2 separate regions of the Mus musculus genome follow, and region 1 is linked to region 2. Evidence: chromatin contacts called from ENCODE Hi-C or POLR2A ChIA-PET data. All regions are on one chromosome and are shown on one strand. The core of a region is the stretch at or near the end of the contact, and the rest is flanking DNA. Distances in the headings are between cores, read along the strand shown.

What was found. A loop is a pair of places that touch in the nucleus more often than their neighbours do. ChIA-PET counts read pairs that join two places held with the same protein, here RNA polymerase II (POLR2A).
Region 1: a map of Patski shows a loop between it and region 2 (2.1-fold over the local background). The contact joins the promoter of Septin11 here to the promoter of Ccdc158 in region 2. A Hi-C loop is called at or near these places in 1 of 37 maps with a recorded cell type or tissue (Patski). POLR2A ChIA-PET finds 5 or more read pairs at or near these places in 1 of 5 experiments (Patski).

What each region holds. Positions count from the first base shown.
Region 1 is chr5:93,089,137-93,096,087 of GRCm38, forward strand. It overlaps Septin11 (septin 11), which reads left to right and starts at 4,280. Exons shown (of 10, transcript NM_001009818.2): 1 at 4,280-4,461. The coding sequence starts at 4,435.
Region 2 is chr5:92,670,494-92,676,970 of GRCm38, forward strand. It overlaps Ccdc158 (coiled-coil domain containing 158), which reads right to left and starts at 4,634. Exons shown (of 25, transcript NM_001360018.1): 1 at 4,565-4,634; 2 at 2,180-2,223.

The DNA of each region.
Region 1 (6,951 bases), core at 3,030-5,529, 420 kb after region 2:
ATTTATGTAAACCAGGCTAGCCTTGAACTCATAGAGATCTGCTTGCTTTTGGTTCCTCAATGCTGGGTTTGCCACCATGCCCAGTGGTCTTTGAGTTATAGCTGTCCTAATGGGTGTGAACTGTCACCTAGTTGATGGTTTTCCTTGCATTTCTATTTCCTTGGAAGTTTACTCACCCCATTCAGTGGTGCAGCAGACAGGGATCTGGTTTTGGATCGTAACTCTATCCCATTAACAGGTTTCTCTTGTATCTATGCTACTTTGGCTCCTGCTTTGTGGTCAAGGTTGAAGCCAGCACTGTGAGTCTTGGAACTTGTTGCTGTTTTGGGTCTCTGGATGTCCACAGGAACGGTGTACCCCAATCATCAGTTTTTAGCAACAAGTTGGTTGAGTTGCTGAAAAGGACTGTGTGGAATCTGTACATCAGTTTGAAGACTCTGTCATCTTACCTCTGCTATGTTTTTCAATGCACATGAATAGTTTTTCATTTGGATTCATAAATTGAGGTGGGGGGGCTGGAGATTTAGCTCATTATATAATGTTTGCCTGACAAATCCTACGCAAGACCTTGGGCCCAATTCCCAGTATTTCATTAAAATTTGTTTTCAGAAATATTTTTGCATGTCTTTAAAACCATTCCCTTAAGTTCTTTATTCACTTTGCTTTGAATAGAAATGAAATTGTTTTCTAAATTTGATTTTTGTATTGTCCTTTGCAAATGTGTACAGATACAATTGTTCTTTGAGTATTGATCTTGTATCCTATACAACCTTGCTGAGTGCATTTATTAGTTTTAAAGGTGTGTTAGTGGCCTTAAGATTTTCTTTATAAAGTTCAGGCCATTTTTGAGTAGAAATAGTTTTAAGTTTTCTTTTATTATTTGCATGCATTTAAAATGTTTTTAAGAAACATCTTCACATAATGTTGCAGAAAGAGCTTTGTTCTCTAAATGGTATGTAGTTAAGGTTTCTAACTTCCTGTTCTCTCTCTCGCTCTTCTTCTTTTCTTTTCTTTTCTTTTCTTTTGACAGGACCTCACTATGTAGCCCTGGTTGTTTTGAGGAACTGGCTATATAGACCAGGCTGGGATGTAAGGTCTGTTACCATGCCCAGCATCCCGGTTTCTTACCTTATCCTCTTGTATCTGTATTGTGTCTTTCTCATTGTATCTGTTTTGTGTCTTTCTCATTGTATCTATTTTGTCTTTCTTATTGTATCTGTTTTGTGTTTTTCACATTGTATCTGTTTTGTTTCTTAATGTATTTCTCATTGTATCTGTTTGTTATTGTTCCCATTGTATATTTTGTACTTTCTTAATGCATCAAAGCACTCTTACATTAGATTTTTTAAAGGAAAGGGGAAAGATACAGAAACAACCTAGATAACTTACCTAAAAAACTTAGAATGAGTAAACCTAGAATGCAAAGGTTTTGTTTTTACTTAACTCCAGAATTAAATTTAACAGTGTCACCTCTCTGAGTGTAGATCATGTGATCTCTTGAGGGCACTAAGGGAACGAAATTAAGGGCCTGATGGATGTTGTATTTTCAGGAACCTTTAATAAGAGACAGTTACTTTCTACCAAGGTGCAAGATTCACTTGGAAAATCTCTCCAAATAATCAGGGGTCCCACTAAGAAGGGGCACTGATCTTACACGAGGAACAATGTTAAACATTCATCATATATCTTTTCTGAAATGAAAAATTGAAATCACTTCTAGGCTTACTAACCCCTTGGGCTTGTCACTGCCCTTAGGATCAAGTACTAAATTCTGTCTATGGAAATAATTGATTATCCATAGCCTTAGTCCCAAGTTCCATCTCCACTCAACATTTATAGAATATGTAAACATGTATTGATCATTCAACTTTATTGAATATTGCAAATGTTGCTCAAATTCCTCCCTAGGGGAGGCATTAGCAGCATCTACCCTTCCTCCTAAGGTCCACAGACAAACCGAGGCACCACGCAACCGAAGTTCACTCTGGAAAGCAGTGAGTTCATTGGACTTCCTTGGATCACAGGTGAGGGGTTACTTAGTGAAGGGTAAGTGCTCTTTTCTTAGAGGCCACACTGAAAACTAACATGACCCAGCAGGGATGAAGGCTTTCCACTAGTCACACAGATGGATCCCCACTCTCCTAGCTTCTCAGCCTATATACACTCTAGCCTTTCCTGGAGGCCACATGCAAGGAAGGCAGATGCACATAGAAAGCGTGGTAGTAAGTGACTGGATACCCAGTGTGGGGCTCCTGAGCCTCACTCCCCTCTCTGAGTGAGATAAACAGTCAGTAGCCACAGCTGGGATGTTCATTTGCACCAAGATGACAGTTGTTTGGCTTGGAGGACAGTCCTGTTCAACATGTACGGTGTGTGCTAGAAGCCAAAAGGCAAGAACTCTTGAGTTCATAGTCTATTGAGAGATGAATATTACTATGACAACCTCTTAACGGCCTGGTTCATCTGCAACAATGGCTGGGGTGAAAGTAAGTCACAGTTCCTGCCTGTTGTCATCTGAGGTTATATATAGCACCGGGCCTCTCCTTTTAATCTTAAAAGGTTTAAGTTTGAATAAGAAATTATTCGCACCCCCACCCCCCACCCCCAACCGAAGAACAAGAAAGCACTGCATTAGAGTCACAGAGGAAAGGTAATTCTTGTTTTTGAGAGCTCTTGCGGAGCACTCGAGTGACATCTTACAAACTCGACACTGTGTAACGGTGTAAATGAGGTCCCTATTCTCAAAAGACATCTTCTCTATAGAACAGGGAGTAATCAGAACAAGTTAGTGCTGTTCAGGTCTGAGTGAGCCAGAATCTGGCTTTACATCAGAGCCTTCCTCTTTCAACACACTCTTCCCTAGGTTCCACCGCCAAGGGTGGAATTCACTCTAGGCAGCTTCTAGCTCCTCACTCACCTACCAGAGCAGCCCAGCATCAGATCAGCTACTGGTGAACCAGTGCTAGTCACTTACCCTCAGCCAAAGACTGGACAGAGAGCATCTGAATCCCGTAGCCAAAAGTGGGTTCCCAGAAACTTGGATGTTTGAAGTCTCAGGTATGACTCTCAGATGCCCGCCCTAGTTCTCCCCCCACGCCCCTGCCCCGTGGGCGCGTTCATGTGGGCTAAATACAGCCCTTCCCTTGCCTCTTCCCCTGCGCTTCAAGTCACCTACTTTCCTCAACTCACGTGAGTAGCTATCCTCACGTGATCGTGGGTCTACCATGCGTGGACACCCACAGCGCATTACACTTCTCCCTGTTAAGCCTATGTCAGATGTATGTACAAGGACCCCGCCATTTCGCCTGCCACTCAGACACTGTAATTATTCCAACATCTGCTGGGGGTGGGGGTGGGGGGAAGTCCTTCTTAGTGGTGGAGGAGCCCTCCCAGTTCCCTGTGCTGTGAGTCGCACCCACTTGTCACCCGCTTCTCGCCTTCGCTGTGCACCACACCCCGCAGCCAGGATTGAGCTTGCACGCCTCCGGGCCCTGGGTCATCCGGTCTGTCTCCGGGATCCAATATCACGTCCACTGACCTCTTCGCACCAGTAACCTCTCCAGTGTGACACGGTGGGAAAAGCTCTGGAGCAAGCTCACAAACGGCTTAATTTTTCCAGCGAGCACTCAAGTTTTTTTAATTAATTAATTAATTTCCCTGTCCCCAGCAGCGGTGGTTGGGTCGTTCACGACTAGGTCCTCTTTTTCTGGAAAAGCGGTCCCCAGCCCGGCCGCACACCACAGCGACGGCTTCCAGCAGCTGGTTTAGTCTCCTTTCTGATGGAAGGCCCAGCAGACCGGCAATTCTTTCCTCGTGGGGCGCGCTCGGCCCTAGTAAGTTACCCACCGCACCTTCTAAGAGGGCTCCTCCGGGTGGGGCGTGTCACCAGGTCAATTTTCCAGAGGTACAACCTCTGCACCCTGCGGTCCCCTAGCCTCCCTGCCCCACCCCATAGCAGCCCCAGGTGCCGGCTCCGCGCAGCGCGTGGCAGCTCGGGGTTGGGACCTCCGCGCCTAGGCTTTTACGCGGACCCCAGCACGTGTTGCAACAGGGGGAGTGTCGGGCAGTGTCCCGGCACAGGACGCTTTAATGGGACGGAAGAAAGCCACAGGAAGGAAGGTGGCTGACTTCAAAGCGTATCATCTTATCAGCTGACCAGGATCACGGTTCACCTGCTGCGTTCGTCTGCTCGGCTGGGGCTGGGGATCTCTCTGCACCCCCGTCCCGGGGCAGCTAATGGTCGAGTCCAGGCGGGAGGCCATGTTGCTGGAATAAAGCGGGCGGGGCGGCGCGGGCGAGCAGATGCGGCTGGAGGCGCGCGGGAGCCGGGCGCGAGCAGGGCGCAGCCGCGAGGGAGGCGCGGGGGAGGCCAGCGGGAGCCGGAGCACCAGCAGCAGCCAGTGTCGGTAAAGAGCAGCCAGAGCCACAGTCGCGATGGCCGTGGCGGTGGGGAGACCGAGTGTGAGTACTGGGGCCTCACTTCTCTAGCGTGCTGATCCCGGGGCGCCGGGTGGTCTCCGCTTCGGGGCGCGTGCGGGTGGAGACTTGCGGGGATCAGGAGGGGGGCTCTGGGTGGTGGCTGTTGGGGGCTGTGGGTGTGTGCATGAATTTGGGCGCGCGTCTGGGGCGGAGGGGAGCTTGGGGAGCCCGCAGGCTCAGAGCCTACCTGATGCAACATTAGATCGCTTTGGCGCGCCCCTGTTTCGGGGATGTGGGAAGAAAAGGACCCTTCTGTGAGGCGCCCTTAGAAGAGATTGCTTGAGCTGCTGCTTTCCCCAGCTACCTCTCTCTCACGGCGCACAAGGCTTAGCTGGTGACAGAGGAGGAAGGCGCTGACTGAGGAGGGTTTCCTCGCGGTTCTCTCGCGCCCTGGGGGCGATCCGGGCATGAGAATTGGGTGCTGAAGCGCTGTGTCACACGGCCGTAGAAGCGGGTCAAAGGGGTGGGATTTCCGTGGTGGTTTACTCCCCCCCCCCCCGGGTGCATTGTGAAATTCCGGACACCCTCAGGCGCCCACCCGGGTGACCCGGGCCCTGCCCAGGATGTGGACAAAGCCCTAGGCACACACACACACACACACACACAAAGTTTTCAAAGGGCTCCCTTTCGGGGTGGGTGGAAGTCCTGAAATACTCTGCGGCTGGCAGGCCGGGGGCGGCAGTAGTGAATACGGGGCTCCGGGAAGAGGAAGGGAGGGTGCGTGCCTGGAGAAGTGTCCCAGCACCCGAAGTCAGAGAGGGGATGCTCTGGGCTGGGGTACGCGCCACGGGCTGTGCCTCTGGGAGTGTAGGCTCTGGGTTTCCAACTCCGGCAGCCAGCTAGAGCGAGTAGGACTTTGAGGATGTAGTTTAGGGTCTGCTCTCTAGCCTAGGGTGAAAAGGAGGGAAGGGGCGGTGGCGGCAGTGGCCGCCTTTCCTTTTTATTGAAAGGAGCCAAGCCCAGTGGGAAAGGCGGAGTCCTCTTCTCTCGGGTTTTCTTTGTCAACGTTCATTGCCCACTTTTGCCTGGTCTGCCCTGGGGGCGACTCCGGGGGAGTCCTTCCCTGGCTAGTACCCCATCTTTTTTTTTTAAATTTTCCCTTTCGAACTTTGCAGCTAGCTTCAGGTGGTGGCCTGACATTTTGCAGATACAGAGAAAAGTCTTAGATGTTGAAAGCTGCCAAACCCCAGATGCTGAGTCTCTTGGCTCTCCCCACTTACATCTCTACACACACACACACACACCCTTCTGCACCCCCTGAGGAGTCTTAGCCCAGCAGGAAGTTCATGGGGTCACTGCAACATTACCTCAATTTGATGGTTTTGCTGCAGTTTGAGGTTCTTTGAAAGACTTTTCCCCCCCACAATCAGAAAATGTTCCCTGGTCATCATTAAGTGTTTGTGTGGGTCTTTTTAGACCTTTCAAACTCTGTTAAATGACACATTCTTAAGAATTTTGGCTTCCTCTTCAAAACACAAATTATGCCCTTGTTGATTGGTGCGAGGCTGTCCTTACTGAGGGGATTTGCTTAGTCTCTGGGCTGACCTCTTTATTACTATGGTAAGGAAATCAAGGTTAACTCTTGGCCTTATTTTTCAGGGCACAGATTCAAAGAACTAAAATAACAATGTATGTTTTAGAAGCCTCTGCAAGTGTCTGGGAACCCACTTATCCTGTGTAGGGGGTGGTCCCCCCCCCCCCCCCCCAGTAACACCTATCGCCAGTGCATTCTTGAGGGCTGGGGGAGGTGGTCGGAATAATTTGCTGCACATTTCCAATAAATTAGTAAGTTCATCTATGTCAATTAAATAGGAACAATATGTGAGTTTGAGATTTAGCTGTGTGGCTGTAATTATATCCAACTCCGTGTCTGCCCGCCATATGTGAGCTTACAACCACAGAGTCCTTCCTTGTGCAGGACCTTTCGTTCAGATAGTAGGGGAGGGGAGGTTCTGAAGGCATGTGGATACAGAGAAGATCCCTTCTTTATGCAAATTCTCTGTCGTCACTGCAATTAAGATGGAATTACTTAAAACCTGAACATAAGACACTGGTTCCCCAGTCGTAGGAGTGGTCAGGAATGGACTCTGAAGTCGGATAAGACTTTGGGGAGACTGCAGAGCGTGGTCAGACTGTTTCAGTTTGTTCTCTGGAATATGGAATTGGTGTGCTCAGAACAACTCCCGTGAATGCAGAAGAGTCCCCAAGCCCAGCTCCTAGATGGCTGTGCTGCCTCTGTAATGTTGACATTTTTCTACCTCTCCAATCCTTCTATCTGCTCTGTGGTTTGGACAAAAGACCGAAAGGGGATGGGGAAAAAGAAAGAGGTACTATGAAGTGGACTTATTCATGAATGGAGTTCCCTTTAGTTCTTTAGAAGTCATATAAAAAAAAAAAAAAAAGAAAAAGAAAAAAAGAAAAAACCAAAAAAACCAAAAAACAGAGTTGTTGAGGAAGACATAAATCTTTCTT
Region 2 (6,477 bases), core at 3,384-5,883:
AGACTGTTTCTGTGGGCTACAGTAAAGCTCACAGATGTGGGCATAGGTCATACCCACGCTCCCCCTAATAAGAAAGTATGGAAAAGTGAGCTCAGTTGGTCGTGTGCCTGCCTGGAAGGCTCAAGGCCCTGACTAAACCCAGTACCACCCAGCCTCCCACACCCAGAGTAAGCACAGCAGCATAGGACTGGGTACTTTTACTTTCCAGCAGCAGCTCTTTACAAAGATGCTTGGCACTTCTATTTGGCACGGCTGCCAGTATTTTGTGAACTTTAGAATAATGAAGTCCTTATAGAGCAAAACAAACAAACAAACAGACAAACAAAACCCCCAAACCAACTGCTCCCTGCATTTCAGTCTGCATTAGTTTGGAATGACCATATCCTCATTTCGATCAGAGATTCCATGTTCCTTCACCTCATGACACATTAGAACTGAAATACTCTAAGTTTGTAAAATCATTGAGGATTTCTGGAATTGAAGGCTTTTTCCTCAGGAAACCATAAAATTGCTGGGCTCTGCACTTGGATGATTTGAGGATCATAAAACGAACTTACAAATATATTTTTTCAGAAATTTGTAGCATAGATGCCTTTAATTTATTTTCATTTATTTCTTTATTTTTGTGGTACTGGGGAGCATGGTACACATAAGAGAAGCTCTCTGTCACTGTCACTGAGCTACATTCCCAGACCTACAAGGATCTACTTCAGATCTGACTGAAATACAGAGGTGAGGTCTTAGCTTGTTCTGGGATTGCCCAAGGTCTATTACTAACACTTCTGCCTCATTTAAAATTGTACATATGTTCACACTGGAAAGAGCCTTAAAACTGGCAAAGGCAGTCATGGTTGGAATGCTGCAGAAGGAACCCTACATACTAAGGCCTTTTGAAGATCATCTGTAGGTTTTAGTACAGCCTAGCTGAAGGGCTCAGAGACATCCTCTGAGTACTTACTCCTCCTCCTCCTTGAACTCCTTTCCTAGAATAAACAGTCTCCATCTCCACTTCTTTCCTTAGGACTCTTGTTAAGGTGGACTCTTGTTAAGGTGGACCCAACTACACTAGAACATCTCTAGGGCAAGATGATTTACAGTTAAGTCCAAGTTTGGTTGGCTATGTTACTTAAAAGGAGGTCTGTTCAGGTTCCCAGATTTATCAACTAGTGATTCACACTTACAATGATGGACCATTCTATCTTCCATAGAAATTTAAGACTGGGGATTTCACAGGGTTGGTGTACACTCCCCTAAAAGCAGACTAAAGGTATAAGGAGAGTAACAGTGAACAGCACTTACTGCCAGTGTTTATTAATTACCAACTGCTTAGTAACATCACACTGATGTGCATTTGATTTCAGTTCCACTCTTTTTCCCTAGAAGCTGTCATCAAGGAAGCACTACCTCTGTAATCTTGACAACAACATTGGACATCTCTAAGATTATGATATGGAGGTGGTATGCATACTTCACAAGAGCAAAGGTTAACTGGAAAAACTCATGCATAAGCCCTCCTATACAGGATCTGCCTCAAAATATGTGCATACAGCACTACCTAGTAGGTTAGTAATAACATGAATTAGAATGAATGTTTATAATTTGGGCTGTGTACAGCAACTTACTGCTCCATAATAAATGATTGTATCTTTCTATTTATTCAAAAAGAAGATACAACATTTATATAAATCCACGAACACACAAAAAAGTAGAATTGACCTGGTTTAACTAAATATAAACACAGGGCTACTGTAATATAATACAGAAGTTGGCTGTTTAGGTCAAATGTCATCAGTACATCCCAGACGGCAGAAAGCTAACGCTGCAGAGCACATAACCCAGATCGAGAAAGCTTCATACTGTTGAATACGATTAGAGCACAGGTACAACTTCTAGCTCTGAGCTTCAGTTTCCATCTACACCCAATGAGATGACCTCTGAGCTTTTCAAACCTTTTCTAACCAGCCAAAGCTAGGAACTGTTCTGGCCCTAGCTACCAAAACCTCTCTCGGGTCCATGAGATTCATCCGTGAAAACAGAGCCCCACGAAACCCAGTCTGAAAGCCACAGATACAGAGCTCTTGTTGCTTTTATAGTTAGATATTCCAGGTTAGCTACTCATCAAGTTCAATGATTCACATTTTCAAAACTATTAACCGATAATTAGTAAAATAAGAGATACCTTAATTTCTGGATATTCTTATTTTCAGTTTCTTCTATTAACACCTGAAAAATGAAATTTGCTTATTAATCTACTTCACTGACTAAAATTTACTGCTCCCCAAAAGTTGAATTTATAAATTTTTAACATTTAAGGTTTGGAAATACTTGTATATAACAAGTTTATTTCTTTATTATTTGTGTGTGTTTGTGACAGCAGAGACATGTGTGTACCATGGCCTGTGTGTTGAAGTCAGAGGACAACTTTTTGGATGGAGTCAGTTCTCTCCTTTCATGTGAGTAGTGGGCTTTCTGCCACCCAAGTCCCAAGTGTACACATCATGGGCTTCTCTGCAGTGTTCAAGCTGAGGACTTGCTGCAATGACAATGGCTACTGGATGCCTTTGCCTGGGCAAAGCATTTGACCAGTACATCTCTAAAATTTCCAACATCCCATGATTTCCTACAGAAAATTCACAAAAGACACTTTTTATGGCTAACTCTAGTTACAGGCAAATGCAAAGGAGGATGGATCTGTTTAAGTTGTCCTGGATAAATTTTAATGCATTTCATTGTACTTATCATCTCTACATATGTCCTAGATTTAGCCACATTAGTCTCTGCCTTTGTAGTCTTATCTTCTTCCCCACCTCCTTCTGCTTCTCTATGATCCGAGAGTTTACATTGAGGACAAACATAATTTAAGATGATCCCTCCCTTCCAAGATGTTGGCATTGAGGCTAGAGATGATTCCATAGTTAAGAGCACGCATTGCTCTTGCAGAGGATCTGGGTTTGGTTCCCAGCACCCACATGATAGTATATATACCACCATCAGTAACTACAGTTCCAGGAAATCTGATGCCCTTTTCTGACCTCTGTGAGCAACAAACACTAACATGGCATACATACATACATACATGCAGGCAAAACACTCATACACAAAAATAAATCCAAAATTTAAAAACAAATTCTTGATTTAAGTCACATATGCAAAACCTTTCTCAAAGACACTTCCAGGCTCCAGAGATTAAGAGCTAACTTTTTAGGTGGCCAGTATTTGGCTTGTAAGGCCATACAGTTAACCCCATGCCCTCTGGGGATAGGTGGTTTCGAAAAAGGCCCTTTTAAATGGATGCTATAGGTTTGTTTGTTTTTGTATTTTAAGTCAGGGTCTCTCTACATAGCCCTGGCTGGCCTGGAGCTCTCTATGGAGACCTCACAGAGATCTGCCTGCCTCTGCCTCCTGAGTGCTAGAATTCAAGGTGTGCACCACCACACCAGCTTTAGATTCTAGAGTTTTAAAGTGGATCACTCTAATACAGAAGAACAGAGTCACCCCCGAAACTAAAACAGCAAGCAAAGGCCTTGTAGATACATCAAATAAATCTTTAACAACTACATTTAGAGGGTAAACAGCCTCTAAATGTAGTTCACACTCAACTAAAATGAATAGATAACTGTATTAAAATTTAAAATATGGGACTGGAATGATGGCTAGGCCTTAGAGCACTTGCTGCCAGTGTCCAGGTCCCAGCACCTGCATGGCTGCTCAAAACCTTCTGTAAGTCCAGTTCCAGGGAATCCCACAACCCCTTCTAGCCACCACAGGCATCAGGCACCCACATGGTGCCCTTACACACAGGCAGGCAAAATACTAAATTAACATAAAATAAAAATACATCTTTAAAAAAATGAAAAACGTGGCACAGAGGTTGGCATTTCAGATCTCTGCCTCAACTTTCCCACTCCCATAGACCATAGGTATACACACATTAGCAGCCCTGTCTAACTCACCCTCTGGGAAGATTCAACACTCTGGACCTTTTTTTCTTATGTAGTTATCAGCCAAAACACACCGAGGAACAGCCCACACCACTTACTTGTTTTCTGCATTCCCGTGACCTTAAAGCCAACCTGACATTTAACAGGAGCAATGCCTAGGACCGCTCAATTGGGGACTTCTGCAAGTGTTGTGGGAAAGGAGGCTGTTGCTGAGGTGGAAAGTCTAGGACCTGAAGTGGATTATCAAGAGGCTACAGTCACACAGTCTCATGTGGGACGAAATACTGGTGACAGCCCGAGACTCCACTGTCTGTCCCCACAGTTTCCCATCTCTTCCAGAGATTCCCAGGAGCCAGGCCGGAACAAAAGTGAGCAGGGAGCAGTCCTGTTGGACTCAAAGAATTCTGCAAGTGACTCTGCAGTCACGAAGACCCAGGTTTCCCGCCACTGCCCCTGGAGAACAGGGACAGTGTACAAAGTGGAAAACAGCTGTACAAAGTGATTGGGCTGCTTCCACGTGTGACCATAAGGCCATGGAAAGTTCCAGAAGGAACAGGAGTCGATCCAGGTCCTCAAGGAGAACGACCCTTCCCTGTACCCCGAGGCGCACTCCGTCCGCATACCTGCTAACAACACCTAGCCCTAAGAGACCGGCCGCATGTCCGCGGGGGCCGCGGCCGCACCTGCGAGACCCTGTCGGCTCTCACTGCACCCGAGACCGCGACCCCGCGCAGCTACCTTACCACGGCACCCGACCGGCCACCTCGAGGCCTCGAGCTCCCTGCTTCTGCGGAGCGCAAGCCCGGTCTGACGGTTGGCGGCGAGGAACTTAGGGAGAAAGGGGGCGGGGTGTGAGGGAAGGGCGGGGCGTAAGGAGGGCGGGGCGTGAGAGAAGCCGGAAGGCTGAGGTACGAGAAAAGGCGGGGCGTGAGGAGGAGGGCTGGACCGGAGAGGGGAGAGGGGAGAGGGGAGGCTGAGGCAGAAGAAGAGGGGCGGGGCCTGAGAGAGCGCTGCCCGTGAGGGGGCGGGGCAGGCAGCCTGTAAGACCACGCCCCCGGACTGCTACGTGCTCCCCGCTCCCCTACCCCGTCGCCAAGGCAACCAGGGAGGCCCAACAAGCCACATTTCTTCGCTTACTACTGCCCTGCAACCCGGCTCCTTATCTAGCCTCACTCTCCTGTCGTCCTCACAAAGACCCCACAAAGATCCTCCCAGCTACCAAATGGCACAGATCCTCTCTGTTACCAGCGCTCAGAGAGAGGGGCAGGCTGACATCCTTATTCACATGTGCAGTCTACTCCCCCTAACCCACCCCACCCCTGCCTGTTCAAGCTAACAGAATAACTTGCATTTTGCAGCTCGCCTGTGCTTAGCCTGTGCTTTTAAGTTGCACTTCCGTCCGGACTGTTTTTTCAGGTTCAGAGTTCTTCGGATAACTGACCTTTCTGCCTTCGGAGAGCTGTTTCCTCTTCTGTGCTTCGGTTACTCTGTCGTTATAACGACTATACACTCAGACTCCAGCGTGCTGTTCAAATTAGCATCCCAAAGAAAGAGTTCCAAAGAGGCGGAAGATGAGAGATACAACCTGTAGCGTTTGTTATTGTTTTGAAGACAGAGACTCCCTACGTAGCCTAGGGTGGCCACAAACTTGGAATCCTTCTGCCTCTTAGACTATGCTCTTACAGAAGTGTATAGATCAACTTTTGCTTTGTGATGTTGGATTCTGTTAACTATCAAGGTTAAGTAGTACAACACATATACAGTGTATAAATTGACTATAAATATCAAACACTTTTATGTAATGCAGTTACAAATTGTAACCTTTTATGAAGTACCATTGAAGACTTTTGTCATACCGCTTACTGCCTTGGAAACAACTAGGACTATAGCGTCAAGTACATAAACAGGAAATTATAATCACTAAGCAGGACGATAAATGGCTAGCCTCTGTGACTAGACTGAAAACAAGTTCCAATTAGTTTCCTTTAAACCTTTTCATTTCTATCAAAACATAAGTGTGTTCTTTTGGCATAAAACATTTTAATTACCTAACACGTGACTCTTATTGCTGTCTCATTTTGTGTGTGTTTGTACCCTGAATAAAGTTTTTTCTTCTCTTGATCGGGCTATGTGACTTAGGAAGCCTCAGCCTAAATGTGGGTCCTAGCCCAGTTAGGAGGGGTGGAAGGGAAACCTTCCAAAGGTGAGTTTGTGGTTGTCCCTACCATCCTTTGTTACCATCAGAACCCAGTTTCTTTAGCCTTCCCATGTGGACTGAAGACCAGGGGCTCCCCACACCTCCTGTACCAGCCTAGGATTGCTAAGGCACCCAGCCTTATACACTAACTAGGTCCTGGGTTTTCAGCCTCTTCAGAGGGATACAGACCTTACTGTGAAAGGTGAAGTAGTAAAGCCTAAATATGCATTCACTCTGTTCCTCTAGAGAGCATTAACTATAGTAGGGGTGCAAGTGGAGCTCAGAGGTCAGTGTGGGGTATCTTCCTCGGAGAGAGCTTTCCCTCTGCCTTTTTACATA